Linked DNA regions of Homo sapiens: region 2 is linked to region 1. The links are chromatin loops, found by intact Hi-C in ENCODE. Cell type or tissue: endothelial cell of umbilical vein. All regions are shown on one strand. Links, peaks and the distances in the headings refer to the core of each region. The heading gives the core; the rest is flanking DNA.

What was found. Peaks named below come from ENCODE experiments on the same cell type or tissue, not always from the same donor. Only the 100,000 strongest peaks of a DNase experiment are listed, where the experiment ranks them.
Region 2: a loop joins it to region 1, with 8 times the contacts of the local background. A loop is called at or near these places in 43 of 110 quality-filtered maps.

The regions. Positions count from the first base shown.
Region 1 is chr4:47,557,294-47,574,191 of GRCh38, forward strand. It overlaps ATP10D (ATPase phospholipid transporting 10D (putative)), which reads left to right. Exons shown (of 23, transcript NM_020453.4): 12 at 371-980; 13 at 1,630-1,736; 14 at 3,656-3,782; 15 at 6,288-6,472; 16 at 11,544-11,853; 17 at 14,861-14,937; 18 at 15,579-15,704. Among named protein-coding and RNA genes, the nearest start is that of ATP10D, 80 kb to the left of the region's middle. RefSeq lists a silencer at 7,950-8,139. In endothelial cell of umbilical vein, for the core only: a CTCF peak has its summit at 7,255 (motif pointing left); a DNase peak (open chromatin) is centred at 7,268; H3K27ac peaks cover 616 bases.
Region 2 is chr4:47,482,301-47,499,198 of GRCh38, forward strand. ATP10D (ATPase phospholipid transporting 10D (putative)) reads left to right here and starts at 2,975. Exons shown (of 23, transcript NM_020453.4): 1 at 2,975-3,219. It also overlaps the pseudogene RPL21P52. RefSeq lists enhancers at 2,812-3,106, 3,078-3,147. In endothelial cell of umbilical vein, for the core only: a CTCF peak has its summit at 8,431; a DNase peak (open chromatin) is centred at 8,551.

The DNA of each region.
Region 1 (16,898 bases), core at 3,602-11,601:
AAAAAAAATTGCTGAAGGATGCCCACTGCTAGCAATATTAACATTTTATGTCTTTTATTATCAGTTGTCAAATTTCTTTCTAAATGGTTGTAGAAATGTATGTCATTCATTTTAATATTATTAAAATATTAGCAAAGTATTACATAAATATTAAAAATATTAATAAAAATCAAATTATCTGAATAGTTATTAAAAAACAAATTTTTATTTGTATTAATATTTTCCATGGCGGTCGTAAATAGAGAATGGGCTGCTAGCCATTTAAGTGAGTGGTAACTCTTTTTATATCTAATTTATTTCCAGTTTGCCTTCAAAGTTGTTAGAAACTGCTTTTGACTGTATTGAGACCTTTCTAAATTGTCTTTCATAGATCAGACACCCTTCACTGGGGGGGTTGCCCATTAAGTCTTTGGAAGAGATTAAAAGTCTTTTCCAGAGATGGTCTGTCCGAAGATCAAGTTCTCCATCGCTTAACAGTGGGAAAGAGCCATCTTCTGGAGTTCCAAACGCCTTTGTGAGCAGACTCCCTCTCTTTAGTCGAATGAAACCAGCTTCACCTGTGGAGGAAGAGGTCTCCCAGGTGTGTGAGAGCCCCCAGTGCTCCAGTAGCTCAGCTTGCTGCACAGAAACAGAGAAACAACACGGTGATGCAGGCCTCCTGAATGGCAAGGCAGAGTCCCTCCCTGGACAGCCATTGGCCTGCAACCTGTGTTATGAGGCCGAGAGCCCAGACGAAGCGGCCTTAGTGTATGCCGCCAGGGCTTACCAATGCACTTTACGGTCTCGGACACCAGAGCAGGTCATGGTGGACTTTGCTGCTTTGGGACCATTAACATTTCAACTCCTACACATCCTGCCCTTTGACTCAGTAAGAAAAAGAATGTCTGTTGTGGTCCGACACCCTCTTTCCAATCAAGTTGTGGTGTATACGAAAGGCGCTGATTCTGTGATCATGGAGTTACTGTCGGTGGCTTCCCCAGGTAAGTTTATACAAAAGTGAAATAGTAGTGATTTGAAAAGCTCGGAGATTAAAAGACCATACTTGATGGCTTTATAAAGGCAAAGAAACAGCTATCTGGGGACTAATCACATTTGGTGAAGTAGGGGGAAGCTGCCTAGGATTTGATGGGAAAGCAAGTAAGTTTTGGGGCTACCCAGATCTGAGTTCAAATGTGAACTCCATCATTAGGTGGGTCTTGATAAAGTTAGCTAACTATTCTGTGCCTAAGTCTTCAACTCAATGGGTCTTAGAGTACCTCCTTTATAGGTTCCTGAAAGGTTTAATGACATACTATATGCAATGTATGAAGAGCCTTTGGCCAAGTGCCTAGCAAATGGAAAGTGCCCAATAAATGTCAGCTAGCAGCATTATAGTTATGTTACTGTTGTTATTGATGATTTGGGAACAGTGTTTGTATCAGGTTCTTGTACTTTCCTCTGCCCAAGGGGAAAGAAACGAGGGAAAGATTTATTCTGAGTGGTCCCTTTTACAGATACCCATTTGGGATTCAAAACCAGAAGGCTTTTTTATTTGTTTTTTTAGTGTGGATAAAACTACTATTGTTTTAAAAAGTATTTCTGTAATTTGGCAGACTGGTAGGAACTCAAGCATCTTGTCCATTATTTCAGATGGAGCAAGTCTGGAGAAACAACAGATGATAGTAAGGGAGAAAACCCAGAAGCACTTGGATGACTATGCCAAACAAGGCCTTCGTACTTTATGTATAGCAAAGAAGGTGAGACTGCTTAGTGCGCTCCATCTTTTTTGTTTTTTCCCTTGTTTAGCTATCACTGACTGAAAACCAGCGTGTAGCAAACCCTAATCCAGATGCTGGGGAAAGTCCCCTGGACACTGGCTCTCTTTTTACCTTCTCTATTCCATATATTGGTTGGTTGAAGTTTGTTCAAAGTATTTTGCTACAAGGATCCCTAAAACTTATAGTCTCTAAGTTCTTGTATGTTTCAATATGTCCGTGAGTGACTTTATATGTAAACAGTTGTTTGGCTGGGAATAAAAATCTCTGGATCTTACTTTCTTTCCCCCAGGACTTTGAAAATGTTGATCTCTCTGTCTTACAGCATTAAATCTGCTTTGGAAAGAATGAGGGCACAGATGAGCCTTAATTTTTTCATAATAAGCTCTTAATACTCTTTTCTTATGTGCCCGTAAGTATTTATATGTAAATCCAGGTAAATATCCTAGATATTATCTCAGTATTGATTATTCTTTATTGAGAATGCATATCCTTTCTAAACAAAAGTTTAGCAAGAAAGAAGATGGAGCTCCAATAAATTATTTGAGAGATGTTCTCACCGGAACTTTTCATTTCTTACCCAAGGTTTAGTTCATGGGAGCTGCATTAGGGAAAGTGGGATCTGTTGTAGACCCCAAGGAACTCAGTCAACCAGCTGCATAAGGAATCAAAAGTCTGATGGCTGGGCACAGTAGCTCACGCCTGTAATCAGGAGGCTGAGGCAGGTGGATCACCTGAGGTCAGGAGTTCAAGATCAGCCTGGCTAACATGGTGAAACCCCGTCTCTACTAAAAACACAAAAATTAGCCGGATCTGGTGGTGCATGCCTGTAATCCCAGCTACTCAGGAGGCTGAGACAGGAGAATTGCTTGAACCTGGGAGGCAGAGGTTGCAGTGAACTGAGATTGCGCCACTGCACTCCAGCCTGGACGACAGAGCAAAACTCCATCTCAAAACAAAAACAAAACCAAAAACAAAAAGCCTGCCCCACACACAGTTAAAGGAAGAATGGAGAGTTCAAGATCAAACCAACTCTGCCTTTTCAATTGAATGATCCTACCCTTGATTAAAATGTAGCCCAACAGGTGTCAGATTCTCTCAAATCGAATGACCTGTGGCCAAGAATAAGTAGGCAGAGAGGGGAATTGCCTCACCTGCTTTACTCCACTCTGCTTTATAAAAACTGAAATGTAGATTTCTCTTTCTATGGCAACCTAAAGACAAAGGAAAATATATTATTGATCACTTCCCCAGGAATTTCATTCAATTTTTCTTTGGAATAAGACTTGTTTCACCCATAGGGCCCTTCTCTTTTTACCATTCATTAACCACATAAAATAACCATCAAAGGAGAATGGCGTGAACCTGGGAGGCGGAGCTTGTAGTGAGCCGAGATCAGGCCACTGCACTCCAGCCTGGGCCAGAGCGAGACTCTGTCTCAAAAACAAAAACAAAACAAAACAAACAAACAAAAAAAACATCAAAAGGTATGAAAGGTGCTGCTGGTTACAGAATCCTTCGAACTAAACAGTCCTGATACCACTTTCTCAACTGCACCATTAGAATCAAACTGGATTTAACTGTCAATTGGAGACCACTCCCAACTGCATACTTTCTGATTTAATTAAAGACATTAACCCACTGTCATCATATATGGTGCCTAGAATTTCCAGAGATGCTGAGTTAAAGGGTCATCCATCATCAGTGTTGCACTAGTCTGACCACAGAGTTTGGGAAGCTAGTGTCCAGGTGGTGTGAGGATATGGATCTGACATGGCTGTGCCCAGAGGGAGGAATATGTAAAACAAGTTGATGGTTTGATATTTTGCCAGAGGTCAGTCCTGGTATTCCCACAAGATCATATGGCTTGCTTCATACCTCTCTTTTAATTCTTCCCGTAGGTCATGAGTGACACTGAATATGCAGAGTGGCTGAGGAATCATTTTTTAGCTGAAACCAGCATTGACAACAGGGAAGAATTACTACTTGAATCTGCCATGAGGTTGGAGAACAAACTTACATTACTTGGTAGGTGAATTATGTTTGTATTGCCTGAATGGAGGATTTTGAAAAACACTGGATATCTTTGAATAAGGGTTATTTTCTTCCATTGTTATCTAATAAACATATATGGTTCTGCCTACCCTGTCCAGTCTGATCTCTATCCAACTTCCAATCCATTCTATTCTGTTGTCCACTGCAGTGAACTAGACTTCACTTGTGATGGGGTCAGGATGGTCACCCCAAGAAGATCATGTAAAATCCAACACTTAACATAGACTACAAAGCCAAGTAAATGTTCCAATAAATATCTTGGTTCAAATCAAGATAAATATCAAGAATAGAGTTTCTTGTCAGGCATTGGATAAGGTGCTTAATACGTGTTATCTTTTTTTTGAATTCTCACAACAAATCTCTATCTTATGTAGAGGAAATTTGGGGCACAGAGCAGTTCAATGACTTGTTCAAGGTCACATGCCAGTAGCTGACAGTTACTCATTAACCAAACATGGAGCTCATGTTTGCCTGGCTCCAAGCTTTTTATCCTGCACCTGCTACTGGACTAAGGAAATTTATTTTTCTTCTCTTCCTGATTTCAACTAAAATTGCACAACTGACCCCTCTTGTCTTGGATTAAACTGCATCTTAGAATTATCTGAAGCACTTTAAAAAATATTGATGCCTGCATCCTATCCCCTGAGATTCTGATTCAAGTGATCTGTTGTGTGGCTTGGGCATTGGAATTTTTTAAAGCTCCCTAAAGTGATGCTAAAGGCGGTCAAGTTTGAGAACCACTGTCTTAGAGTCTGGAGATCTAGATTCTAATATAAGCTCTGATATACCAAGATACCAGCTTCTGAGCTCCATTCCTCTATTTAGGAGGAAAACATTGACCTAACTTAGTATCTAGCAAATAGAGCAATGATGCCTACCCTAAGTGATTTCTCTGTGACAGTGTAAGTAGTATAGGTCCACATTTCCTCATCTGTGATTCCAAAATCAAAAATGCTCCATGGGTTTAGTGCCAAAACTCATTTGGCAGAAAAATCATACCTGATTTGATATAAGACTATTTATAGTTATTATCCTAATTTAGGTGAACATTTGTCAGTTTTCCTGCAGAAATATTAATATGCTTGATTAACAAGTATTATAGAATATGGTATATGCACCATATTACTTTTTTAATATCTGAAAAATGTTTGAATTCCAAAACACATATGGCCCCAATTGTTTCAGAAAAGGGAACTGTAGACCCATGAAAGAACACTGCAAATAGACATTGTATCTTACTGGCAGGAGCATTCTTTAAAAGCCTGCCCTTTAAAGGACATGAACAGACATTTTTCTAAAGAAGACAACAACAAGTGGCCAACAAACATGAAAAAATGCTCAACATCACTAGTTATCAGATGCAGACAAATGCAAATTAAAACCACAATGAGATACCATCTTACACCAGTCAGAATGTCTGTTAAAACGTCAGAAGACAACAGATGTTGGCAAGGATGCAGAGAAAAGGGAACGCTTATATACTGCTGGTTGGAATGTAAATTAGTACAACCTCTATGGAAAACAGTGTGGAGATTCTCAAAGAACTGAAAATGGAATTACCGTTCAATCCAACAATCCCACTACTGGGTATCTACCCAAAGGAAAAGAAATCATTATATCAAAAAAGTACCTGCAATCATAGGCTTATCACAGCACTGTTCACAATAGCAAAGTCACAGAATCAGATTTCTAAGTGTCCACCAACAAACGATTAAAGAAAATGTGATATAATATATATATATACACACACACACACATATATACACAATGGAATCCCACTCAGCCATAAAAAAGAATGAAATTGTGTCTTTTGCAGCAACATGGATGAAACTGGATGCCATTATCTTAAGTGAAATAACCCAGAAACAGAAAGTCAAGTACCACACGTTCTCACTTATAAGTGAGAGCTAAATAACATGTACACATGGACATGGAAAATGAAATAGTAGACATTGGAGACTCAGAAAAGTGGGAGGATAGGTCGGGGAGCAAGGGATGAGAAATTACCTAACAGGTACAATTTACACTATTTGCATGATGGTTACACTGAGAGCCCAGATTTCACCCCTACACAATATATCAGTGTAACAAAACTGCGTTTGTGCCCCCTAAGTCTATAATAATAAAAATAAAATCCCACCCTTATCCTTGGGAATATCATAGAATTATAAAATTGTAGTGTAAGGTTGCATAAATAATTGACTCAAATCCCTTCAATTTACAGATAAGAAATCTAGCCAAAAGGAGAACGAGTAAGTTTGATAAATCCATTGATCCCTGAGGCTTCCTTCCCAAAATATTACATTGCATATAATTTTGGTCTGGGTCGTCAAACCTCCTTTGACTCTCCTGAGCAGCTGGGCAGTTTATGTAGTGTAGGGTTGAGTTGGCTAACAGATATGATTCAACTGTAGACTAGCTGAGCTTCAGCTGGCTTTGGTTTCTTACAAGTCCTATTGCACTTTGGTTATTTTTTAGGTGCTACTGGCATTGAAGACCGTCTGCAGGAGGGAGTCCCTGAATCTATAGAAGCTCTTCACAAAGCGGGCATCAAGATCTGGATGCTGACAGGGGACAAGCAGGAGACAGCTGTCAACATAGCTTATGCATGCAAACTACTGGAGCCAGATGACAAGCTTTTTATCCTCAATACCCAAAGTAAAGTGCGTATATTGAGATTAAATCTGTTCTTCTGTATTTTCAAAGGCATTGGAACATTTGAGATTTGATGTATGCAAGGATTAAAAAAAAAACAAAACAGCAACCGTTAGCTTTTTTTGTTGTTTGTTTGTTTGTTTTGGTTTTTTTGAGACGGAATCTTGCTCTGTCACCCAGGCTGGAGTGCAGTGGTGCAATATCTTGGCTCACTGCAACCTCCACCTCCCAGATTCAAGCAATTCTGCTTCAGCCTCTCAAGTAGCTGGGATTACAGGCATCTGCCACCACGCCTGGCTAATTTTTGTATTTTTAGTAGAGACGGGGTTTCACCTTGTTGGCCAGGCTGATCTTGAACTCTTGACCTCAAGTGATCCGCCAGCTTTGGCCTCCCAAAGTGCTGGGATTACGGGGTGAGCCACTGTGCCCTGGCCAGCAACCATTAGCTTCTTGATAATTTTTTCTATCCAGAAACCTACCTTGTGCTTGGAAGGATGTCTATTCTTCTAAAGGCCTGATGGAAAATTATAATGATTCAGAGGAATCATTGCTGAATAAAGGCATTAGAAGAAAGTTTTTTTTTTTTATTTGCTTTCCCCCCTCCACACTGGATTACCAGGGATCTGACAGGACTTAGCCCAAAATGAGAAAATATATCAAGTCCTGGTACAGGAATCTACCTCCCTTTTAAGATAAGAAAAAGTGATAGTTTTTATTGAAATCAGGTGAATAAATTATTAAATATTTTATGGCAATTCTAAAAATAGACTCAGGGAAATCGTGCCCTCTTGTGGTAATTCCTAGGTAGTGCTCCCGAGAATATCATAAGTTTGAAGAACTGTTTAAGGGAAGAGGAAAATGTCATTTTTTAAAAAAGAAGGAAATTTAGGAGGCTTAGACTCAGCCCAGTTTTTTCTATTTTTGCCTCCCGCTAATCTCTAACACCAATGTTTAATCAGATAAATAAGGGTTTTATTTTTCTCAGAAGCCTTCCAGTATAGTGATCCCCTCCAAGATTTGTGCACATTGTTTATTTTTCTTGAAAAACTTCCTCCCATTCTTCTTCAGCAGTCAGACTTAACCAGTGATATCAATCCCATCACTGCAGTCTGCCTTCTTTGAAATCTTGTGGAGCTTTTCTTCAGGATCACTTCTTGAGCTTTGCCTGCTCAAGGCTGCCATGATTGGTTAACATGTTTTCGTTTGTTTATTTGTTTGTTTGTTTGTTTGTTTTGAGGCAGCCCAGGCTGGAGCGCTATGGCGCGATCTCGGCTCACTGCAAGCTCCGCCTCCCGGGTTCACGCCATTCTCCTGCCTCAGCCTCCCGAGTAGCTGGGACTACAGGCTCCCGACACCACGCCCGGCTAATTTTTTGTGTATTTTTAGTAGAGACGGGGTTTCACCGTGTTAGCCAGGATGGTCTCGACCTCCTGACCTCGTGATCCGCCCGCCTCGGCCTCCCAAAGTGCTGGGATTACAGGCGTGAGCCACCGCGCCCGGCCTGGTTAGCATGTTTTTATGGTCAGACCTCAACCAGCACTCAGCTAAATGGTACATTTTGAGAAAAGGGAAAAATAGAGTGGGTTCCCCTTTACGGTGGCCCAGTGACCCATAACCACAACCACCAGCCAACTCCCAGTAGCTGCAGGGGGCAGAACAGAAGAAAATGCTTAGTCATTTCAGTCACCAAAAGAATGTAGCCTAGGTGGCTGGTAAGACTAGGGATCAAATGCTTGGCCTGCCGCTGACTGAGTATGTGGCCTTAGGGAGTTACTTACCCTCCTGTGCCGCTTTTTCTTTACTCATAATGGGAGAGTAATGACTGTTTAATGGGGTTTTTGTGAGCATTAAATGAAAAAATATAAATTGTTTAATGCGGTGCCTATCAGATGAGAGGGGTTCAGTAAGCATTAAAAAAGAAAAATAGAGATTGTTGTGAACAGTAAAATCTTTAGGACTGTGAAATTCATTTATAATGCAATATATCCATATAAAAAAATTACACTTATACCCTTAAATTTATATAAATAAAAAAATTATTTATAAATACACAATTTATCTTATGTTTAAAGGCATTTAAAACTATCGATTCAAGAAGTATTTACTGAGTACCTATAATTTTTTTGCTATCGATAGCTATTCCACATGTGTGAATTTTCCAAATAACTAAACAGAATACAACAAACATAATTTAGTTTTATCACAACTCAAGATAAAAAGCCAGGCACATAGTATGGGCTCAGTCACTAGTATTTAACTCTTTTCTTTCCACCTCCCACTCCTAGTCCCTCAGGAATCACTAAGAGTTTAAAAGGACTTGAAGATCATGGAGCCCAGTGTGTCACTTAGTGAAGGAATTGCTCCTATAACATTCTAAGCAGGCAATGTGGCAGCCAGTGGAATGTCTGAAGTTACTTTTGTGTCATCTTTACAAATTTCCATCAACGTTGTTCTTCAATTTACAAATTAGATTATAAGTGTTGCCAGTTGCAAACTTTACCTTTTACTCTCATAAAAGTTTTTTTTCTTCATTTGTTTTAATATAGTCATATCCTGTTTGTAACTAGTTACTGCATTGGAATATACAAAGGCCTTTCAGGATTGGTCATTTAATTTTTTAAGTTTTATTTTTGTAATTTCATTTAAATTTTTCTCCTCAGATTGGTAACTTTCTATCTTCATAATTTATATTAGAATCTACAAAAAGGCTTTCCATACCTGATCTCATTTGACAATTACAACAAATAGACATAGAAGATAAATTATCTGTTTTATAACCTGAGACTCCAAATGCTTGTGATTTCTCTAAGTACAGCTGATTACTAAACTTTAAATTTTCTGATTCCCATTACAGTATATTTTCTAATTATATATTACATATTACATATATACAGTTGATTCTCCTTATTTGTAGAGTTATAGTTTATGTAGTTGCCCCGAGCTCTGAATTAGCAAACACTGACCACTGCTTTTAGAGGAGATACAAAGTTAGCTTCCTCTGATTACAACATACTGTCAACAATCAATACATGACCTTGTTTCTTCTGAAATGTACCTTATTTAATATGCATATTAATGATTCATTAACGTTAAATGCATTGCCAACAGACTGTAACTTATACCCAAACAAAGCTTATCTAACATGGGTAAGTTCCCCCCATAGGACACATCACAGCCTTTTTTGCTTGGAAACACTGCAGCCCATGATTGGGAGTCATTTTAAACAGCAAAATCACTGACAAAAAGCAGAAAGATGCAAAAAATATGGCACCAAATAGCCCATGAAAAGAAGACTTTGCTACAGTTTGAGAACTGGCAAAAGAAGGCATCATGGTGTTCAGCTTCAGCTGGGAATGGGCATATCACATGACTTAAATGTCACTCTATGCATGTGACACTCAAATGTCACTCTATGACATGTAACCACAAAAACATCTCAAGTATTGTGAAATTACAGATAAATTTTATCAAGTAGGAGAATTCACAAATGTGGAATCCACAGATAATGAAGATTAGCTGTGTGTGTGTATGCATACTTCTGTTATTTTTATAATGAAAAAAATAGTTAATTTGTAAAACCTAAACACATACTCAAATAAATAGAAGAGTACAAAACCCTTTATAATCAATTTATAATCATAAAACTACAATTTAAAATCATATTTTGGAGAATATCCACACAGACTGTATTCTGTATACTGTAAGCATATTGGTGCCACAAAGACTATATTTATGTTATTGTATGGTATTGCAGCTGTATTCTTTCAATTACAATACCTTAAACACAATCTGATGTTAATGTTTTCAATGATTGCGAGGCATGTTACTTTCTAAATGTGCCATTTTAATTTAACCAAACTCCAAAAGAGTTTTAAAAATAATTTTTACTATGATGTAATGAGCTGTATGAGCATATCTGATTCATCTTTGTATACTTTGCCTTAAGGGCTTTGGAGGTGTATGGGATCAAATTCATTCCTAAAATGGAGCCCTGTGAACACTCCACAAGAGTGTTTATAGTTTTTGTGCTGTTTCATGTGCACATGTCCATATCTACTTCTTCCTTGCTTTTCTTATTTTGTTGTAGGTTGAGAAATGCTTGATAAAACAGCATTTAAAATCAAAGCAAACAAGCTTTGAGTGAGAGCTCTTTCACGAATAAACTATTTCAGACTTAGTGTATAAACTAAACTTAAATTCACTGCTCTGGATTTGGAATTTGTTCTTAGTGATCACTTGACACAGTAATTTCTGGATAAGCTTATTGTTCATCTTCTTGAGTAGAATTCATTCAGTGAATGTTTACTGAGTACCTGATGTGATCCTCTTTTAAGCCTCATGAAGACTTCAAAAGTAAATTAAAAGTGATAACTGCCTTTAAAGAACTTCCTAACTAGTGTGGAGTGAGGATGTATGCAAAGGAGACGTGATAAGTACCACAAAGAACATCCTGGCCAGAATGCAAGTGCCATGAGGGCAGGAATTTTCATGTTTATTGGTGTAGCTCCAGCTCTTAGAATGTTTTCTAATATATAGTTTCTCATTAAATAGTTAGTGAGTGAATGAATACGTTGAATCAAAAAGAAGATAAAAGCAATAATTACTATTTCAAATGCCTGCCATGTGTCATGCCTTACACTAGGAGTTTTGCCTGTATTATTTTGCTTAATCCTCACAACAAGATTATGATGGAAATAATATTTGCATATTTTTAATGAGAAAGTTAAGGCTTAGAGAGGTTACATAGTTTGCCCAAGGTCAAGCAGCTAATAATTGGCAGAATGAGACCAGAGGACTCTTGGGATTCACTGTTCAAGAAGGCAAATTGCACACATGAAGAAATTTCACAGCTATTTCTTTATAAGAAATACTGGTGAGATGTTCCCCCTCCTTTTAACCCATCCCCACATACACACAGAACTCTCTGTGGAAGACTCGTAAAATCTTTGAAAATAATCAGTTATTCATTATTTGAGGTTTTCTTGATTCAGCAATTGCTAAAAAATGACAATAAAAAATGTAACTGGTTCTGACACCAAGGGCGCCTGGAGGCTAACCACCTTTGCCTCTTGTTTCAAGGATGCCTGTGGGATGCTGATGAGCACAATTTTGAAAGAACTTCAGAAGAAAACTCAAGCCCTGCCAGAGCAAGTGTCATTAAGTGAAGATTTACTTCAGCCTCCTGTCCCCCGGGACTCAGGGTTACGAGCTGGACTCATTATCACTGGGAAGACCCTGGAGTTTGCCCTGCAAGAAAGTCTGCAAAAGCAGTTCCTGGAACTGACATCTTGGTGTCAAGCTGTGGTCTGCTGCCGAGCCACACCGCTGCAGAAAAGTGAAGTGGTGAAATTGGTCCGCAGCCATCTCCAGGTGATGACCCTTGCTATTGGTGAGTGAGGATGAATCTGAGTCCTGCTCTTCTCCCTTTCACACCACACCAGACACCGATCCTTCTGTCTCTTTCTTCTCCCACTGTTCCTTCCATTTTCCTCCTCCCTTTTTCTCTACCACATTCATGCCTTCCCATCACCTATTTGAGCACCTTCCTCCATCACCTATTTGAGCACCTTCTGTGAACCAGGTAATAGGGATGTGACATGGTAAACAATACAGTAGTCCAGACTTCTTAGTTCAGTGTCAGACCCCCAAATCAACAAGCTTAAATCAAGTAATAAACTGAATCACAGAACTGAAAAATCCATGTGTTCTACCTTCAGGAAAGCTAAATTCAAGGACATGAGAATTCATTTCTTTATCCATTCCACAAGTATTTATCAAGTGCCTTTTTTGTACCAGGCATTTTTCTAAGGAATGGAGATACAAGAGTATATAAAATTGGCAAACTACCTTTTTACAAGGAACTTACATCTAGTAGGAAGGCATGCAGTAAAACAAAGCATAAATCTGTAAGGTATCAGGTAGTGATAAGTACTATTGAAAAAATAAAGTGGAATGAGGACACGTAGAGCACTGGAGATGGGCTGGGGCTGCTCTTTTAAATACGATTTTCAAAGAAGGTCTCACTGCTAAGGTTGACTGTGAGCAGAGATGTGAAGGAAATCATAAAGGGGCCATGGGAGACATGGAGAAGAACATTTCTGGAAGAGAAGACAGTGAAAATGAAAGCCATGAGGGGAACCGTGTTTGGTGTGTCGGAGGACAAAGCCGATTAAGCAAAGGGAGGTGTTTTCTGCGGGTTATTAAAGGCCAGAGAAGCAGCAGAGGGCCAGATCACATAGGGTCTTAGAGGACATTATAAAATTAGGGAGCCATTGAAGGATTTTGAGCTGGAGTGGGACATGATTTGCCTTAAATTTAAAATGATCATGTTGGCTGTTCTGTCAGAGTAATTGTTGGACTGCAAAGACATATGAAATCAGTTGGAATAATTCAGCAAGAGATGATGGCAGCTTGGGCACAGCTGGGAGCAAAGGAAGGGTTGGGACGTGGTCAGATGAAAAATGGGCATGGTCTGAAAAAAGACCCAGAGACATTTGCTGGCATATTGGATATGTTATATGAGAGAAAGAGTTGTCATAGGGAACGCCAAAGTTATGTCTAAGAACAGAAAGAACAGAGCTGCCATTTACTGAGATAGAGGCAGGGGAAATTGGGAATTGGGTCTTACTCATGTGAAGTTTGAAAAGGCCATTAAATATCTAAGCAGTGATGTCAGGTAGGAAGTGAGAATAAAAGTCTGGAATTTAGGAATAAGAAATTGGCTAGAGATATAAATTTGAGAATCAGAAGTCTAGTGGGTATCAGGCCAGGTACAGTGGCTCACGCCTGTAATCCCAGCACTTTGGGAGGCTGAGGTGGGTGGATCACTTGAGGTCAGGAGTTCGAGATCAGCCTGGCCAACATGGTGAAACTCCACCTCTACTACAAACACGAAACTTGGCCAGGCCTGGTGGTGGGATCCTGTAATCCCAGCTGCTAGGGAAGCTGAGGCAAATAGTCACTTGCACCCGGGAAGCGGAGGTTGCAGTGAGCTGAGATTATGCCACTGAATTACAGCCTAGGAGACAGAGCAAGATTCTGTCTCAAAAAAAAAAAAGAGAAATAAAAGAAAAGAAAAAAAGAGTCTAGTGGATATCAAAGCCTTGACACCAAAGAATGAGTATAACTGAAGAGAATTGTAGTATGAGATTAAGATCTCAGAGACTCCAGTGTTAAACTGAGGACTTGGCATATCAGCTCTCTCTTTCTATGTCTGTTTTCCCTCTGGACTGCTTCCAGTCTCAGGTAAATTTTCCCCTCAGGGTGGTGATGTAGCCACTAAAACTCCTGGGTTTCCATCCTATCCTATTAACAACTTGGGTGAAAAGATAGCATCACTTTTCAGATTGCTGCAGTAAAGTTTCAGGATTAAGGTGGAATTTTGTTCAATTATCTTGTTGAATAAACAGATAAATAAATGAATTATTCAAGCTTATGGATCCAGATGTTTCCAAAGCAAAAACTCCTGGATTTATAATTATAGATAACATAATTATAACATAATTATATTATAATTTATTACATTATAATTATATTTATCATATACATTATATATAATACTTATAATTTATATCATGCATTATGTAATATATAACAATTATATTATAACTTATAATAATATTAATTAATTGGAGTCATATGTCCATTTCTGAACCAATTACTGAGGCCAGGGAATAGAAGATGCTGATTGTACAGATCTGGGACACTTGCTTACCTATAAATATGGAGGTTTGGGTTCACCCTAACAAACCACATAAACTAAGAATTTCCAAGGAAAACCAGTATACCTTTACTGAAAAACAGGTGAATTGTTGGTGATCAGTTGTTCATTACCAGCAGGAATGTGGTACCTCCTCCTAAGAAGCTTCCTGTGTTGGGGGAGACCAGTAAGTCTGTATGCAACCATGATACTGTGTGATAGGTGTGCTAGAGATACATAGGGTGGTGCTGAAGCCTTATGAAAGGGCATCTGATCTTTAAAAAAAGTATGAGAAGGATTTCCCAGAGGAAATGACATCTAAGCTGAGAGCAAGAAAAATTGAAATCCAGAAAAATGAGCTGGGGGTGATCAGGACAGTGTTGTTATCATGTGCGTGGCTACAGGGAGAAGGGTGTATCTGGAGAGTTGAAAGTAGCATGAATGACATGAAAAACAAGATCAGTCTGGGTAGGTGCCATAGCGTGAAGGAGTTTAAAGCGGTGTTGAGTTTGGAATTCTTCCTGATGGCAGTGGGATGCCACTTCATTTCTGTTTCACTTACTTCCAGGAAACTTGGAGAACGGGATGAACTTTGAAGGATTTATTTGTTCACTTGAGCTGCCCCTATTGATTTGCAACATTTACACCCTTTCTTTACTCCTCATATGTTTCTCTCCTTTTTTTCTGCCTCATGAAGGTGATGGTGCCAATGATGTTAGCATGATACAAGTGGCAGACATTGGGATAGGGGTCTCAGGTCAAGAAGGCATGCAGGTGAGTGGATATTGTGCACCCAAGTTCTGTGGCCTTGACCTGCCCATCCAAAGGCAGCATTCTCCATGGTAAATTCTCTGTGGCAGAGTGAGGCTGTGTGTGGCTAGCTGAGGAGTGGGAGACAGGAAGTTTACCTATCTATTCATTGATTTTTTTTTACTAGGTGAGTATTATGGCATTTTCCTGGGTAATTTTAGCTGTATTATTCACTTGTTAAAAATAGAGCTTATCTAAAATCACAGGAATATATATTTTAGTCCTGCAATGGCTGCGTAAATTCTGACTCTGAAGAAGCTACTAAGGATTTGAATGAAGGACCTAAAGATCTTGAGGCAGGAGACCGAGGGAAAAAAAGGGAAAGAAGAGGAAATGAGAGGAGAAGGAAGGAAGTGGGAGTGTCCTATTTGTGCGCACGTGTGTGTGTGTGTGTGTGTGTGTGTGTGTGTGTGTTGGATGGTATTTTAGGCACAAAATTCAGATAAAAGCTCATAATCCAAAAAACTGATTTTCATTCATGTATGGAACAAATGCGGTCAGAAGAAGGTAGAATATGAGGCCTAGGGTTTCCCAAGAATTGTGCTGTGTCTGTTCTAACATGTTTGATCACTCAGGATGGCATTCTCTCCCCATTGCATCTGCAGGCTGTGATGGCCAGTGACTTTGCCGTTTCTCAGTTCAAACATCTCAGCAAGCTCCTTCTTGTCCATGGACACTGGTGTTATACACGGCTTTCCAACATGATTCTCTATTTTTTCTATAAGAATGTGGTATGTAACCCCAGAGAATTTGTCCCTTTTCCCTTCGTACCTTCCAAGACTGTTGCATCAGGGATGAAGACGAAGTGTCCTATGCTAAGCTCACTTTCCTTATTGATGTATTGGGAACAGCCAGGACTGGTCTTGCTGTCTTTCCAGAACTAAGCTGGGAATGTGCTATGTTTCAGCTGCTGACAGCAAATTGCCAGGCTTGTCCATCTGCTAACATTTTCTACTCCCTGTGCATTTAAATTAAGTCCTGTCTGTTTCATTTAAAATCCAGTTTTTGACCTTCCATAAAAAAGGCTGTGACAAGAAGAATTATGAAATGTTTAATGCTGTCAGTACAGAAAGAAAAGGTTTGCATCCGTTTTACTGGAAATACCAAAAAATATCAGCTCTTCCAAATTAATGCCCCATGTGTTATAATAAAGACACAGATACAGATGAAAACCTAGTATGTCTTAGCGTGTAGCTGGCTGTTGCTCACAGATGCAAGAATTCTCTAGCCAACCTATAAAATGTATTTGTGCTCAGTAGTTATTTAATGATAAAGGAACTAGATTTTGATTCTATAATTCCTAAAAGGGCAGAATTTGATTAGAAATCCAGGCCTCTAATCTTCAGCCTGCTATTTCAATTTCAGTTTCCTTTTTTTATAAAATCATACGTAATCAGACGTAAGTATCTTCTAAGTGGGGTAATTATGTAAATATCATGAATTTTAGGCCAAATTCACTCTTAGTCTTTAAAGTCCATATGTAGTATGTTAGTAGTAGACATGGGTTGATGTCACTCTATTAAAATACCATTTTTAGGGGAAAAAAAGCCATTTTTAGGAGATCCCAAATGTGTAATTTAGAACTCTGTGTGCACATGTATGTCCATCAGTAGGAACATTTTTTTTTTTCCTATAGCACAGTACACTTTTCAGGAATCTCTCAAGACTTTACTGATTAGAATTAGTGCAGTTAGTCAAAGTTCAGTAAAACTCAGATACTTTAGGAAAATATTTGAAATGTATAAAATCTCTGCCTGAGTATGTGCTTCTAGGGAAAACTGCAGCTTGTAATTTACAATTCTAGAACTTAGTGGTCAATGGCTTTTAAAGAGAAGCCCCTCTCCCAAGTTTTTATTTTAAACCTTTGCATTTGTTCACCTTCTCCCCTATTGTGGCAATATCCATTCACCTCCTCACCTCCTTTT
Region 2 (16,898 bases), core at 5,102-13,101, 73 kb before region 1:
ATGGTTCACTAGCACTCAATGAATATTGAGGAAAGAAAAAAAGAGACATAAAATCCTGTGATTATGTTGTTAAAATCAGGGCTCATCTACAAGGGACAAGTTTAATTGCCTGCAGCATTGATCTTCTTCTTCTTCCTCTTCCTCTTCCTCTTCCTCTTCTTCTTCTTCTTCTTCTCCTCCTCCTCCTCCTTCTCCTTCTCCAAAAGTCAGTCAGAAAACTGATCGTGGGAAATGTCCTAATCTGTGCTTGACTCATAACAAGTACAAAGAAAAAGCAGTGGTTGATTATGAATCATAAGAAATCAGCCTGTGTGCCACTTTAGGAAATGTGAAATATTTTGAGGTAAACAAAAGTAAACCACGCTGCTTTACACGTTACATGTTAAAGCAGTAGCCCGAAATAATGAATATGTCTCTCTTTTACATATAACTGTATAACAAATATAATAGGTTCTAGGAAGAACCCTGTTTACTGTTTTAGAAAAATGTTTTCTGATAACTCTGTCTTCTGCTGCCATACTAATAATCCTTGAGTATGTTTAAGAAAGGAAAAAGAGAAGTTAGGAAATTGATAATTATCATTTATTAAGCACCTATTAAGTGTTTTACACAGTGATAAGCACTTCAGCTACCTAACTTCATATAGTCTTAATAACACAGAGGAAGATATTATTAGATCCATTTTACCTACAGAGCTTAGTGTTGGTACCCAAGATCACATATCTAAAAATTTGCAGAGCCAAGATTTAAAACCAGGTCAAACCTAGGCATTTGACTACTGTGCCATATATTTCGCATTGACAATTAATTATGAAGTATTGAGAGTTATTAGTGTTGAGAGTCCAAATAATTTTCTAGCTGGAAAAGATGAAGTTCCCTCACTTCTATATTATACAGTTGAAATATTGGTTTTTTAAAAAACTTCCTGAGAAGTGCAAAAAAGAAAACCTTTCTGAAATTACAAGAAAGTAAGTATCTTTTAAATTAAAAATTACTATATAGATTTAAAGTAGCTAATGTCTTAAATTAAGAATCGTATTTTGTCTTTTTCAAAATAGGAATCACTCTGAGGAGAAAATTGGATATTACAGAAGCATTGCAAAAAGAAAACACCAAACACAACAAAACCTAATAAATTGATAGAAACCCACCTTAATAGTGGTTATTCCAATGACCTTCATGGTATTTATGAGTATTGATTTTTAAAAATTTGATTAGAAATATTTAAATTATCAAAATGATACAAATTTCATTCAAATGACAGACACAAATAGAAAGCTAGTAATCTCCCCTCACTATCCTTCCCTGAGTAAACAATTTTGAGGTGTATCTTCACGTTTTTATATTTATATTAAAATAAACCAATATATAAAGAATATGTATAAGGCTAAGTTGTATTACATAATGTTTTCCATTATTCTACTACTATGCTCTTTAGACTTAAATATAATAGATTTTCTTCTAAGACAATAATTCAAATCTTAGTCAGTGATTCTCAACCCTTGTGCACATTAGAATTTCTAGAGGAGCTTGAAAAAAAGACATTGCCATAGCGCCACCCCCAGAGATTCTGGTTTAATTGGCCTGGGTGGGGCCTTGGCATCAAGCTCCCCGGTTCACTCTGATGTGTAGCTAGTTAGAACCACTGATTTAAGCAATCCAAACAGGCTACATGCCTGAATTGTCCTGGTATGTACGTTCCCAGGAAGGCCCTCTGCTGAGGTAACAACACCAGTGTTTGATTGGGAGAGCTCAGGGGGGCCCAGCTACAGTTTTAAGTCTCCTCTATAAGGTTGACTCTCAGATAGGAAATGTGTTTCATCTTAAAGGATGTTAGAGACAGTCATATGACTGCAAAAAGTGCTACTAGGGCCAGGAATTTCAGAGGCCATGTAAATGACAGTGTATTCTACTAGGCTGGGTTAATTCTGGGGATTAAGTTTGACTAAGTTCTAGAGATTTGTCCTTACCTGCAGATGGAGGCTTCCCTAATGGAGCATCATAGGAAGCCACACCCAGAACTTGTTTCTCCTCGTCTGGCAGAAGCACGTTCTCAGTGGGTGCAGAAACTTGTTTGGCTTCTCTTGGTCTGAGAGAATTTTCAAGCCGACCAACCAGCTCCCTGTGTCTGTACTGGTGAGCTCTTTACTAATAGTCAAACATTTGCATGCTCATTTAGTTTTCTTCACTCTTGTTGCACATCTGAGAAACACTTGAGAGAATGGAAGAGAGAGGCACAATATAGGAGAGCTGTGGAGAGTTTGGCCCCACTTTTTATATTTGTTTCAATGGGATAAAACAGGCAGCCAAGATTATTAGGTTTTGTTCTGAGTTATTGGTTCGGCCTTCACTAAATGGCTTTTCCTCTTTCCAAATTAGACATTTTGAGAAACCAGACAGGTTGTTGAAACTTATTTAGAAGTTTTAAAAAAAGTTGTGAATTTTAAGCAAACGGACCTTGGCAGGTGTATGGACAAAGCCACATTATCCTGAGTAAGGGAACGGAAGGGCAAGGTGTGAGGAAAACGACCAAATCAGAATTGTAATATTTTTCCTCATTTCTTTTCTAGTCATAAAAACAGTAACATTACATATTATTTATTTATTTTGTGGTAGGGTCTCACTCTGTCGCCCAGGCTGGAATGCAGTGGCGCGACATTTTTAGATTTGATCTCTTTTACCCTCCAAAAAATAATTGTCCAGTGTTCCACGTTTAGCTAAAACAGTGAATTGTTAGAATTGCAGCAAAACAATGAACCAAACCGTCAACCGCGAGCAACCTGTACTTGGGAGGTGAAAGTCAGAGGTGAGATTGTAAGGGCTCTGGGTCACTGGGGCATCTGCGCTGGGCAGAAGGGCAGCTCGGTCAAACAGCTGGAGCTGGGAGCCGGTCAGTTGCCAGGCCCTGCCGCTGCTACGTCACGGAGGGCGGGGCGGTGGGCGATTGGCGGTGCACTGCAGCTCGGGCTGCTCTGCAGCCTGGCGGAGACGGGAGGAGGAGCGGAGGGAGAAGTAGGTTGCGAGCTCAGCACAGGCTCCGGCGCTGGCTCCCGCAGCTGAGTTTGGGAGATGTCTAAGTGATTTTTTTTTTTTCCCGGAAGGCAAATGGCTGGCGTGGAAGCACAACCCGCTTTCACTCTTCGAATTTGTGCTTAGCTCTTTTCTTGTACCTTGCGACTCGTGACCAACATGCTGTGATGTGTGCCGAGGGAGGAATTGGTAAGAGTGAGACGGCGAATCCCTCTGACTGTCCCAGCCTTCTGCTTCACCGCCCACCCGCTTTTCCTTTCTGTTTCTCTCTCCTGTTTCTCCCCGCTCCACTTCCCTAGTCGTGTTTAGATTTGATGACATGGCTCAAAACTACAGTTCTGGGCTGTTACTGAACTAAAAAAAAAAAACAACAAAAGATAAAATGATTACACCATTTTCAATCATTTGTTAAAGGGGAATTTAAAAATCTATTTTAAATGCTGGATTTTGTAAAAAGGTAAACTGCACACGCGGGCGCACACGGGCACGTACATACACGCATTCTCACACACCTTTGTACACGCGGGCATACACGGGCACGCACACACACGCATTCACACACACACACACTCCTTTGTCATCCCGTTGTGAAATAAGCAGTTTAAAGAAATTTTGGTTATCTGCCTCAAAGGTGATGAAAAGGGAAGGTGTTGAAGATTTAGCCCAGCAGATTGATTCCTTAAGGTTGATTCCCTAAGGTTGATTCCTTAGGAAGAAAAAGGTGTTTGTATTGGAGCTTTCTCGGAAATAGTTTTCAAAGGAGTGCTACAAAGAAGCCCCCATGCTTCCCCCAAAACACTAACTTTAAAGAACCTAGTTGTTATTCGGGGCACCCTTTATTTTACGTTGTAAAACATGTAGTTTTAATTTACCACGTACAGCAGAGAGACATCAGTTGGTTAGGGAATGGATGGTTATTTTGGTGTCTGGGACCCTGTGCCTTTAGAAAGAATATGTTTTAACTGCTCTTATCATGCTAGCTCAGGTTTTTAAAATGTGATCTGAATAAGACCAAAGTTTCTTCTTGCGTTCTTTTCATGCTGGTTCTAAGCAGGGAGAAAAACAAGTCTGTATGGACAGAGCAAACCTCTAACTCAAAATCAACCTTGAGAGATGCATCAACAAGGACAGGGGCTCCTCATCCACCAATATTTACTTGTATCAGCCTTTAAATCATGTAGGTCACATTTCTGTGAAGAATAGCATCATCGAAAACCCTTGCTGACTTGTGAAGAGCAAAAATCATTGCAACGGAGTAGTTTGTTCAGTGCCCGCAGCAAGAACCTCCCACTCCGATCCACCTCAAAAAGTAATAACTGCTTCTTCTGGACTGTTTTCTATTCTCACTACAAATACGTATCATATACCTACATTGAGATAGTTTATTTTTATTAAAATGAGGTCATTTTATACATTTGGAAAAATAACTTAGCAACATTTTAAAGTTTTAGGGAGTTTAAAAATAACATTTAATTTTCATGCTAATTTAACATTCATTAAATTGCATGAAAAAGAGGGAAAATCTAAGCACTCTAAACTAGGATGTGGGGAGTGTTTGACCCTGGCTTAGCAAAACCTGAATACTTTTCATACTTAGTGACTAAATAGAATTGAATAGGGCCGGGCGCAGTGGCTCATGCCTGTAATCCCAACACTTTGGGAGGCCGAGGCAGGCGGATCACCTGAGGTCAGGAGTTCGAGACCAGCCTGACCAACATGGCGAAACCCGTCTCTACTAAAAATACAAAATTGGCTGGGCGTGGTGGTGCATGCCTGTAATCCCAGCTACTCGGGAGGCTGAGGCAGGAGAATCGCTTGAGCCCGGGAGGCGGAGGTTGCTGTGAGTCGAGATCGGGCCATTGCACTCCAGCCTGGGCAACAAGAGCAAAACTCCGTCCCCCAAAAAAAAAAAAAAAAAAATAGAATCTCATTTATTTTGCTATTGTCAGTAAAACGAAGGGAAATGCTCAAATATGATTATAATTTATAATAGAACAGAGGTGACTCACCTGTCAGACAAATGTACTTCCTATAATTGACTTTTTAAATTAAGGGTTAAAAAAATGTACACATATTCAAGCCTTCATTACATGTTTTCTTTATTGTCTGATATAGTTGGAAGTAGTTCTTCTAATGAAGAAGAATCAAAGAAAATGCTACAAGTAAGATTGTCTGAGAATTCTCACAGAACAATGCACTGATAAATATAAATTTAATAGTGCTTGAAGAAAAGGAGAATTGATTTATCAACTCTAGGAATAAATATATGTGTGCTGGATGCTATCACTATTCCTCGTCAGTTATTCCTTCGATATTTTCTTAGATAAATTTATTTCATTTCAGAAATCATTTTAGCCATAGAAACAATACTTTTTTATCGCTTTGCAGAATAAGGACTAACAGTGATGCTAGTTTTGTAAAAGAGTTGTGGCCTTAATGGAATTTTTTTAATGCTACTCAATAAAAGGTATATCAATACAACTATTTGAGGCAATTACGTGGTATTATGTATTAAAACCTGTGAATGTTGGGCCAGGCACAGTGGCTCATGCTTGTAATCCTAGCACTTTGGGAGGCTGAGGCAGAAAGATCCCTTAAGCTCAAGGGTTCAAGTATCTGCATGGTCCCATTTTGCTCCCATCTCTACAAAAACAAAACAAAACCTGTGAATGTTCATAGCCTTTGACTAAGTGATCTTGGGTCTAAAAATATAGCCTAAGGAAATAATATGAATCGCATATGAAGATTTATAAATGTTTATTACCATCTTATCTGTAATACAAAAAATGGAAACAAAGCCCCAATAACAAAATATTTAAATAAATTAGTGTAGTTTATGTATCTATATTGATAAAACTCAGTTACAAAAGTTTTTTAAAAATTTAATGACTTGGAAATATACTTGCAATGTATTCTGTAAAAAAGTGAAATTTAATATATTATCTTATGTGTAAAATATAATTTTGAAATAAATATATAAAATTCATTTAATCAAAAGTATTTATTAAGCTGTTACTCTAAGACAATGTCCTAAATTAATAAGGATTGAAAAAGATTAATGCAGTTCCTGTTTGCATACAAGTTTCTTTTGCATCAATAGGCATATCCATTAAAATATCATATTTCCCCCACCCCCTAGAAAATGTATTCCTAGGTGGTAAAGTTACAGCTTGATTTTCTTTTTTATATTTTTCCTAATATTCCAAAATCTTTTAAAGCAACTGTTATTTTTATAATGACAAAATACCACTTTCAGAAATATCACCAAGAAATATAATAAGCAAAAAAAAAAAAAAAAAAAAAAGATAAATGGTAAGCTCTGTATTTTACATGCTCCCTTTAAAAAGATACTATAAAAAGCAGTGCGAGATTGCTATGGTCTAAATGTTTGTTCCCTCCCTTTCTGAATTCGTATGTTGATTCCCAATCCCCAGTGTGAGGGTAGTAGGAGGTACAGGCTTTGGAATATGATTAGATTATGAGAAAGGATTCCTCATGAATGGGATTAGTGCCCTCATAAAAGAGGCCACAAAGAGCTGCCTTGCCCCTTCCACCATGGGAGGATGCAGTGAGAAGGTGCCACCTATGAATCAGAAAGTGAGCTCTCACCAGACACAGTATCTGCTGGCGCCTTGATTTTGGACTTCCCAGCCTCTAGAACTTTAGGAAATAACTTTTGATTGTTTACAAATCACCTAGTTTATGGTAATTTGTTATAGCAGCCCAAATGGACTAAGACGGAGACAGATGAATACTGCTATACAAATGATCCCCAATGAGAAATAGATATAAATGAGCAATTCGCAAAAGACAAAAAATTTTAATTGTCTAAGGTTAGGGTAGAGGGGATGTTAACCTCCCAATAATCAAAGAATCCCAGCAGAGCGATAAATTACCACATTTTCACACATCACATTAACAAACGTGGACAACAAATCAAAATGTATCATTTTGTTGGGAAAATTATTCAGTAATATGAGAAAATATTCATGATATGGAAAAATGTTTATGGTATGAGAAGTGGATAAAAGCAAGTTACAAAATGATATCCTAGTTTTGAAAAAAAAATCAACCTATGCACAGAACCCAATTTATTGGTGGGGAATAAACCAAAGATTAATAGTATTTATATTTGGGTGGTAGGATTATAGTTGATTTGTATTTTTCTCATGGTGTTAATATATAGTTCTAAAGTTTCTGCAGTGACTTATATTTTAGTTATCAGAGAAAACAAGTCACTATCCTAATGAAGCAATTAGTCCTAGTATAAAGAGCACATATATGATATTATATATCCCCTCTTTCACAAAGTCCCCCATCTCCCTTATTGTGTGTACTTTTATGTTAGGTATCATTATTTCTGAATTATTTCTCTGATGAGAACATTTGGATTATAAGGGAAATCACAAAACAAAGCTATTCTGCTCACATTCACTGTTTCGCCTCCACCTATTTTCTAAAATAATAAGCATTGTTGAACAGATTTGAGCTTTACTTCCCTTTAATTTCCTGTTGATTTCATTTGCCAGGGCCTACGGCTGATAGGTTTTAATTAAATACTCCTTAATTTCTTTTTCTAAAGTCTGCTTATTCAGCTTAAGGCCTTTTTGAATGAGGAAGATGGGTACTACTACATTCCTCTTAGTAAAACTTACAAGGTTTTAACTCTTTAGGTAGGCTAGGTAATACAAATCATAATTTTCTTGGTTATGAGAAGGAAAGTGAAAATCAATTTTGACCTGTCTCAAAATGTTGTGAAATCTTTTTCTTTGATTTATAGGATTCATAACTACTTAGCCTGTGTTTTTAAACTTTCATTTCCCCTTAATTAGACTATAATAATATAGTTAGAAGGTTTTAGTTAACATTTTAAATTATAACATCTCTTCTTCTTTACTAAATTCTTTCCTAGAGAGATGTCCTCAGATATTTTCTTCACAAATATTCTATTTATCTGTGATGTCCTTTAGCTAGAAATCAACATTTCTGCCTTGCCAAGGTCGAAAAATAATTGCCTGAATCTGAAGCATTATTATACTTTTAAGATCCCTAAGCCAAGGACTAAGAAAAAAGTGAAATGCTTTCAATGGGATATGGAAACTCTGAAAGGTAATTTTTACTTTGAGTCCCAGACTGGCTTTCTGCTCCCAGATTGTCTTACTTCATTTGAATCAGGCTAGTGCATGAGAAGAAGTATGGTGGTCCCAAATGCCTAATTTGTCACATCTTCTTTGCCTGCTTGATTTGGGTCATGGTCAGGATGGATGGGTTGATGATAGGAATATGTGGATATGTAGTATTAGGATGTAGGATTGGTAACGGGCAGAGGACAGGAGTGGAGCCAGCACGGGTGGTATAGGGCAAGTGAAGAACACGAGAGTGTGGCTCATGCCAGATTGTTGTGTTGCCCTTGTCAGCCAGTAGGATTGCTGTTGTCACAGATGTGTGCTCAGAGATGCCTTAGGAAGTCTCTAATGATCCTACTCCTTGTTAGGTAATTGGCAAACTGTCTTGTGAAGCACATTATTCAGGTTTTCCAGATGAGTCGTCCTTCCTTTTCTCCCTTTCAATGTATTGTTCACACTTCTTGCAAATACATCTTTTTTTTTTTCAGTCAGAAGTCTTTTATTTTATTTATTTTGTTAACACCTCTGATGCCATGTGTTCATAGGGAAGAGGTTCCAGCAGCTCAGGTTCCTTCCCATTGGCTCTCACAAAGTGTGCTTCTCTGGGTGGAGCAGGCTGGTGCTTCAGTTGAACCCAGGTACTTTTCTCTTTGGCTTTTTTCTTTTTCTGATCATTTTCCTTCATGCGTTTCAGGAAGGTATCTCGCCTATTAGAGTGCTTAATGTGCTCAATATGCACATTAATTCTCTTGGCAAGAATCTTGCCCTTAACTTGTTTACAACAATGCCAACAGCACGCTGGGGAACTTTGTAGACTCTTCCAGTTTTGCCATGGTAACACTGGTGGGGCATTCCTTTTTGAACAGTACCCATTCCCTTGAAATCTCCAATATCACGTCTCTTATAGATTCACAGGTATGTGGCCAAAGGAACAACTCCATGTTTTCTAAAAGGCCTAGAGAACATGTATGGGGTGCCGCTCCTCTTTCCCTTTGTGTTTGTCATTTTGGCGAATTACTGGAAGATGGTGGTTCTGGCCAAAAGGAAGTGCAAATAAATCTTATAAATGTCTGTATCATATCACAGTCTTCTCAGATATCTTTGGCAATTTCCCATATTCTTCATCTTAGCAAGTCAGGGCTTCAGTTTGGTCCCAACCTAGATTTTCATTTAATTTCGCATCACTTCTTAATTTGTACTTGAAACTGCTGCCATATTGAACTACTCATTGTTACTTAAATAAACAGTCTCCACCCTCCTTGCCTCCTTGCCTTTTCTAAAATCTATAAATCTCTTCTGTCAGGATTCTAAACCAGGCTCACTTATAATACCTTCTTTTCTGGGAAGCCTTTCCTCTTCTTCCTTTCTATCCTCTGACCTCGTACCATGCTTTCTCATAAGACTTTCTGGTTTCCCTAAATTCATATACTGCATGATTATCCTAATTTTATCTTTTTTATTGAACTAAATACTTGACCTGTTCTGGGGCTAGTTTATTCATTCCCAAAGCACTCAGCACCGTGCCTAGGACAAGGTAAAATAAATGTACCTTAGAAAATAAACTCCTAGAAGGCAGATAATTTTGTCCGTTTTGTTCCCTGGTTTATTTCCAGTATCGATAACAATGCCTGGCATATAGTAGGAGTGCCAAAAATATTAGTTGAAAGATTGAAATTACTGAGCACCTTCAGTGTGTTAGGCACAGTGCATTGTTTAATAAATCTCTTTACAAAATTGTGTGAGGTGGTGATATTATTTCCATTTTACAGATTTGGAAACTGATGCTCAGAAAGGCTAAAAGCTTGTGGTAAAGGGACAACTGTGAATCTGTTTGTCAAACTTGTGTTCATTCTGCTAATTGCTATTAGCAATTTGTTGCAGTTTTGAAAATAGCTAATTATATTATCAGTACTTATTCAAATTAAATGTAGTGTGATGTGTAGGTACCATTGAGTAAATTATTGGGATCGGGTATTTATCATGAATCTATTTTATAATTCCAATGAAGACCAACTTGTTTTTCATACCATTTGTAGTTTTGATCTGCCTCTTATTTGTGTTTATATACTATTCTTAGTAATACTTATAGGCCTCAGGTACAGTTTAAATATATGTGTTGAGACAGTTTAAGTAATTGACATGTGTAATCCATGCTTTTATTGCGTTAAGTCATGTGCTGAAGTAATTTTTAGCCACTGTGAAATAATGCTTCTCTATGTAATAATTATATTAATATTAATTCATCCACTAGCTTCCAAAAGAAAATCTTTAATACATTTTCGAAATTAATTAAATCTTTCATCTATCAGACTGAATTTTCCTTTTTATAGTTTAAACAAAATAACTAATGTTACCACCTATCTATCTTCATCACATATCCAGTAATATGCTATATTCTTTAAAGAAAATAACAGAATATAATTCAGAATTTTAGTCTCTAATGTGCTTATTTGCCTCATCTGTATAGCTTGAGCTAATAATCTGTGGGAGACCTTTAGAAAACCTTTGATGTAGTCTATTGATATAATCTTTTGATCTTACAATTTTTCAGGGGCTAAATTCTTTCCATTTCAGCTACAAATAACTCTACTTTCCTATTCATTATTCTTTTTATCTCTTACCATTAATCTTTCTTTTAAGCATGTTATTTTCCTTTGCTTTTTAAAAACTTCTGTAGTTACCCAAACAGAAAATAATTGCCCTATTTCTTGTATATAAGAAAAGTAGTTTCACTGATTATTTAAACAATAATATATACATCATTGGTATGGGAAAGATTAGCTGCATAAAAATCATATTTAATGGTAATGACTTCATGGGGAAAATACACAATCCCTGACTTATGATGGTTCAACTTATGATTTTTCCAGTTTATGATGATGCAAAAGAGATACACATTTAGTAGAAACCATACTTCAATTCCCATACAACCATTCTGTCTTTCGCTTCCAGTATAGTGTTCGATAAAGTACATGAGATATTTAACACTTGATTATAAAGTAGGCTTTGTGTTAGATGACTTTGTCCAACTGTATGCTAATATAAGTGTTCTGAGCACATTTAAAGTAAGCTCAGCTAAGCTGTGATGTTCAGTAGGTTAGTGTATGACATGCACTTTTGACTTATGATATTTTCATTTACCATGGGTTTATGAATGAGCATCTGCATTCATTAATTAAAAATAAGTCCAGAGTAGATTTGAGCTGCCTAGGTCTATGATTTTCAAAGTGTGGCCCCCAGAGTAGGCCCCATCAGTATCACTTGAGCTTGTTAGAATGCAAATTATCAGGCCACTGCAGAGCTACTGAATCAGAGAAACTGGTGTGATTGTGTGCTTGGGTTGGGGAGGGGGCGGCAGGGAGGGCAGAATCTGTGTTTTAACAAGCTCTCTTTGTGATTCTGATCTGTGATAAAGCTGGAGACCACAGGCTTGGAGTAAGATCCTCAGGTGAGCAGGCCAGTATATTCACTGGGTTTGACAGGTAGGTATCTGACTTAAAAGGTCTCTGGGAAAGGGGATTTCATTTACTTTCCTGTATGCTGTTTCAGATACCTCTGTGTTATTACTAAGCTGGCTGCAAAAGTCATTAATTTAATACATGAAACTGAAAACAACAGTCAGAAACACAATGTTCAACACTTAAAAGTTTGTGTTGGATAGGTTTTATGTTATTATTTGCTTCTTGGCAACAGATTCCCTTTAAAAAAACAGAATTAAACTAAACTTTTGTGCAAATGTTTCATAAGGGAAAAAGAGTAAGACTTTTTCCCCCCGGTTCTTTGATCTTGGCTGTATTTGGGGATAATGATTGAAAGAAGCAAATGTGAATCTTATGACTTTCAGTAGAGAGTTTGTGCCTAGGGAATCAAGTTTTCTTAGCGATCCTGCATGCTTTTGAAGTGGTAAGGAACGATACGCCTACTGTGACCATTAAAGTTGTAACTAATTAACTCTGTAAAATTAAAATCCAAGCATAAAAATATTTTCATAGTGCATCTGTAAACAACATAGGCTGTATTCTTTTAATATACTTTGGATATAATAAAGTTAGATTAAGTACCTCATTTATTGCTGGAAATTCTATATCCCAGCTCACTTTATCTTAATGGGCCCATATGATGTTGAATGTGGTCATTTTGGAATGTTGTAGATTGGTCATGTTATGAAGATATTAGAAATAATCAGAAAGAATTTTGAAATAGGCTCTTAATTAGGAATTGAAAATTTTCTTACCTACAAACTTTTATTTTCCCACTGACTTTAATTTTCTAAAGAGCAATGAAGGTGATATTTGAAAAGTATAACTGACTTATTTTTGAGATTTTTGTATTACTTTCACATCAAAAACTCTATATGCCCTACATAAGTATAGGCATAAAAATGTTTTATTGAAACAATTATCTGAGCTTTCTTTCGCAGACTACCATTTAAATTCTATTTTCACAACTAATTTTCAGAAAGAAGAGTCTCCCAAAACTATATTGACATTTAAGTATGCTATTTATTGAAATTTAGCCAGACATTTATAAGGTAACTTTTAGTAATTATCTTTTGGTAAAAACAAGAAACAAAAACCCCAAAACTGAATGCTTTAATTAATTAGCTTTGCAACATTTATAATTACATGTAATGCTTCTTTGCAGGAACACACATATTTGCCTTTATCAAGAAGCTTATACACTAAACTATGTTGAACTTACATGTCAAGAAACTTATATACTAAGTTAAATGTAATTTCTGGTTTAATATTGAGTATAGCATTATTAGTATGTACGCATCTTACCCATGGCCTTATGTGTGACCATTCATTTTCAGTATTGAAGCAGCACGCTTGGCTTGCATTTTATGAAGTTGTGCTTTAAAAAAAAAGGAAAGAAAAAAAAGAGTTAAAGGAATGCACCTCTTTTCCACATCTTAAATGTAAAAGCAATACATTAAGTTCTGTGTATAGGCTTCATGATTATATGAAGTTTCATCAAAATTTAACTTTTTGATTAAAATGAAGTTCTGTTTTCTAATTCCAAAATAAGTATATGTGTTAATGGTAAAAAAAACATGGAGAGTATAAAAACACTGAAAAAATTAAAATCTGCTATTAATAGACTATCCCAAAATAACCACTGTTAATGTTTTTAAAAATATTTTATTTGAAATTCTTCCATGTTTATATATTGTATATATTCATAGTTGAGATTATACTTGTATACAGGTCTAAATCATGCTTTAAAACTTTATAAACTTTAAGCATTTTATGAGTCATTAACAATTCTTTTAAGCAACTTTTTTTTTTTTTTTTTGAAATGCAGTTTCGCTCTTGTTGCTCAGGCTGGAGTGCAATGGTGCAATCTCGGCTCACTGCAACCTCCATCTCCCGTTTTCAAGCAATTCTTCTGCCTCAGCCTCCCCAGCAGCTGGGATTACCGGCATGCGCCACCGCGCCTGGCTAATTTTGTATTTTTAGTAGAGATGGGGTTTCTCCATGTTGGTCAGGCTGGTCGCGAACTCCTGACCTGAGGTGATCTGCCCACCTCGGCCTCCTAAAGTGTTAGAATTACAGGTGTGAGCCACCATGCCCAGCCTAAACATCATTTTTAACAGCTGTCTTATATTTCCATTAGAAATAGATTTAACACAATTAGATATAATGCAGTCAACAATTTCTCTATTTCTCAACATTTGTGTAGTGACTTTCCTTTTTCTTTTTTTTTTTTTTTTTTGAGACGGAGTTTCACTCTTGTGGCCCAGGCTGGAGTGCAATGGCATGATCTCAGCTCACAGAAACCTCCGCCTCCCGGGTTCAAGCCATTCTCCTGCCTCAGCCTCCGGAGTAGCTGGGATTACAGGCATGGGCCACCACGCCCGGCTAATTTTGTATTTTTAGTAGAGATGGTGTTTCTCCATGTTGGTCAGGCTGGTCTTGAACTCCTGACCTCAGGTGATCTGCCTGCCTCAGCCTCCCAAAGTGCTGGGATTACAGGCGTGAGCCACCGCGCCCGGCTGTGTAGTGACTTTCTAAGGCTGAGTTCAGTATATTTCTACTGAGGGCCAGAGAGGACATTTTTAGAGCATATTATCCTATGGGTCTAGAGAAGTAAGACAAGTAAGAGCAGGTTAAAGTCCCCCAAAACTATATGAATGTATGCCTTCATTGAGCATTATGAATAAAGAAACTCTTTGCTACATTCTACATTCAGAGTCAAAAAAATGCTAACTCTGTCTTAAATTCTTTTTTTTAGGTTACTACTGAAGTTGAAAATATTTTTTTCCTATATATTTATAGTATATGGCTTCTGTGTTTGTTCAGGCTTTTTTTCCAACTGTGCTATTCATGTGACTATTAAACCAGAAATGAATAATTTTTAATATTTATCTTATAAGATATTAATTAATTAATTAATTTTTGAGACTGAGTTTCACTCTACTGCCCAGGCTGGAGTGCAGTGGTGTGATCTCGGCTCACTGTAACCTCTGCCTCCTGGGTTCGAGTGATTCTCATGCCTCAGCCTCCTGAGTAGCTGTGATTACAGTTGCCCGCTACCACAACTGGCTAATTTTTGTATTTTTAGTAGAAACGGGTTTCACCACATTGGCCAGGCTTGTCTCAAACTTCTGACCTCAGGCGATCCTCCCACCTCGGCCTCCCGAATTGCTGGGATTACAGGCGTGAGCCACCGCACCTGGCCTATAAGATATTAATTTAAAAAATAGACCATTGTAGCCGGGCATGGTGGCTCATGCCTGTAATCCCAGCACTTTAGGAGGCTGAGGTGGGCAGATTGCCTGAAGTCAGGAGTTCGAGACCAGCCTGACCAACGTGGAGAAATCCCGTCTCTACTAAAAATACAGAATTAGCCGGGCGTGGTGGCATGTGCCTGTAATCCCAGCTACTCAGGAGGCTGAGGCAGGAGAATCGCTTGAACCGGGGAGACCGATGTTGCAGTGAGCTGAGATTGCGCCGTTGCACTCCAGCCTGGACAACAAGAGCGAAACTCCGTCTCAAATAAAAAAAAAAATAGATCATTGTAATAATGGAACTTGTTAGGGTGATACTGAAACAATGGGGCAGAGTCCACAGATTAGCTCAAATAGGCCATGAAAATATTAGGATAAGTACCTATCTGTAGAAGTCTTAGCTTACTTTATAGTTGAATCATACTAGTATATAAAATTCTGGCAAACATAATAATATTGTATTCAAATTGACTTAAATAATTTATGACATTCATAAATAATGACATAGTTTAGGAATTAATAAAAGCCTATCTATATATGCATGAATAAGAAAATGGTAGTGGAGCAAACAGCAGGATTATTGTATGTGAATTGCCACTAACTTGCTGTGTAATCTTGGGTAAGTCATTCTTTCCAAACCTCTGTTTTCTTCTGTGTAAAATGAAGTATTTAGTTGGATATTAACATTCTTTCTGGCTTTAACATTCTGAGTTTTTTGTTTAAGCTGTTAAGCATCTTTAAAATGCTTTTCCTACTTTGAAGAAATGTTGGCATCAAACAATTCATATGTATTCTTATAAAAGCAAGAATAGCTACCATTTGTTAATCTATTATATGTCAGATGTCTTACGTACATTCCCATTAACTCCTCACAACAACCCTACAGAGCAGATGATATCATTGCCATTTTCCTCATTGGAAAACTGAGGGTCATAAGAAGTCCCACTAGGGCTGAGTGGGAGAGCCAGAATTTGAACCCATGACTCGGAAATACTCTGTTCTTTCCACTGTGCTACTTACCTCTCTCTTGGACAAATGTGATGGCTTCTTTTAACCCAGAGTTTCTCAGCAGCAGCATTTCTTGACATTTGGGACTAGATAATTATTTGTTGTGAAGGATTGTCCTGTGTATTGCTGCATATTTAACAGTATCTCTGGCTTCTTTCCACAACCAAAAATATCTCCAGATATTAGCAAATGTCCTAGGGGGCTGGAAGGGGAGGTACAATTGGCCCCATTTGAGGACCACTGCTCTAATACAACTTAAGTCATCAGTAGTATGAGGACAAACATAGTTACTTTCTCCAGCAAAATCTTTAGGCCATTTTAAGGGTCAAGATGGAATTAACCAAGTATATCTCCAGCAAAGGAACCTACCTACTTCTTCATGCAATAATACTTATTATACATTGATTGTCCCTTATTCTCTTAAGATGCATCCCATTTGAAGAGCATTTGTTGGGATGCATGGTATAGCAACAAGAACCTGATTAATGTTTGTTAATTCACTGAAAAGTATTCGTTGAGGGCATGTTATATGCCAGGCATTGTCCAGTTATTGGTTAAAACAGTAAACAAGATGGCCTTGTAGGAGAAACAGGTATTAAATCATTTTAGCTCATTCTCCTTTATCTTCCTAATAATCTTGTAAAGATTCTGTTTAGAACCACAATCCAGTGTGTTTATCATGTTTTACATACATACACAACTTATCACATGAAGCTGGAGTTTGCCTTCCTTAGTGTGAATGAGTAAAGATCACACACTGGGAAATTTGTGTTCTTCTGCCAGTTCAAATATATATTTTGGCTCTGGTTTTTAAATGAGCACGTATCTGTGTGCTAGCTTCATTTTGAAACTTAACTGTTTATCTCTCGGTTAGTCTTTTAACGCTCTTACCATTTTGTGGTCTGAAGCTTGGCCACATACATATCAAAGTTTGTCTTATGGGAATTAATCTCTGAAGTATTTCAGGTAATGAGGGAATCTCATGAGGTTCGTGCCTGATC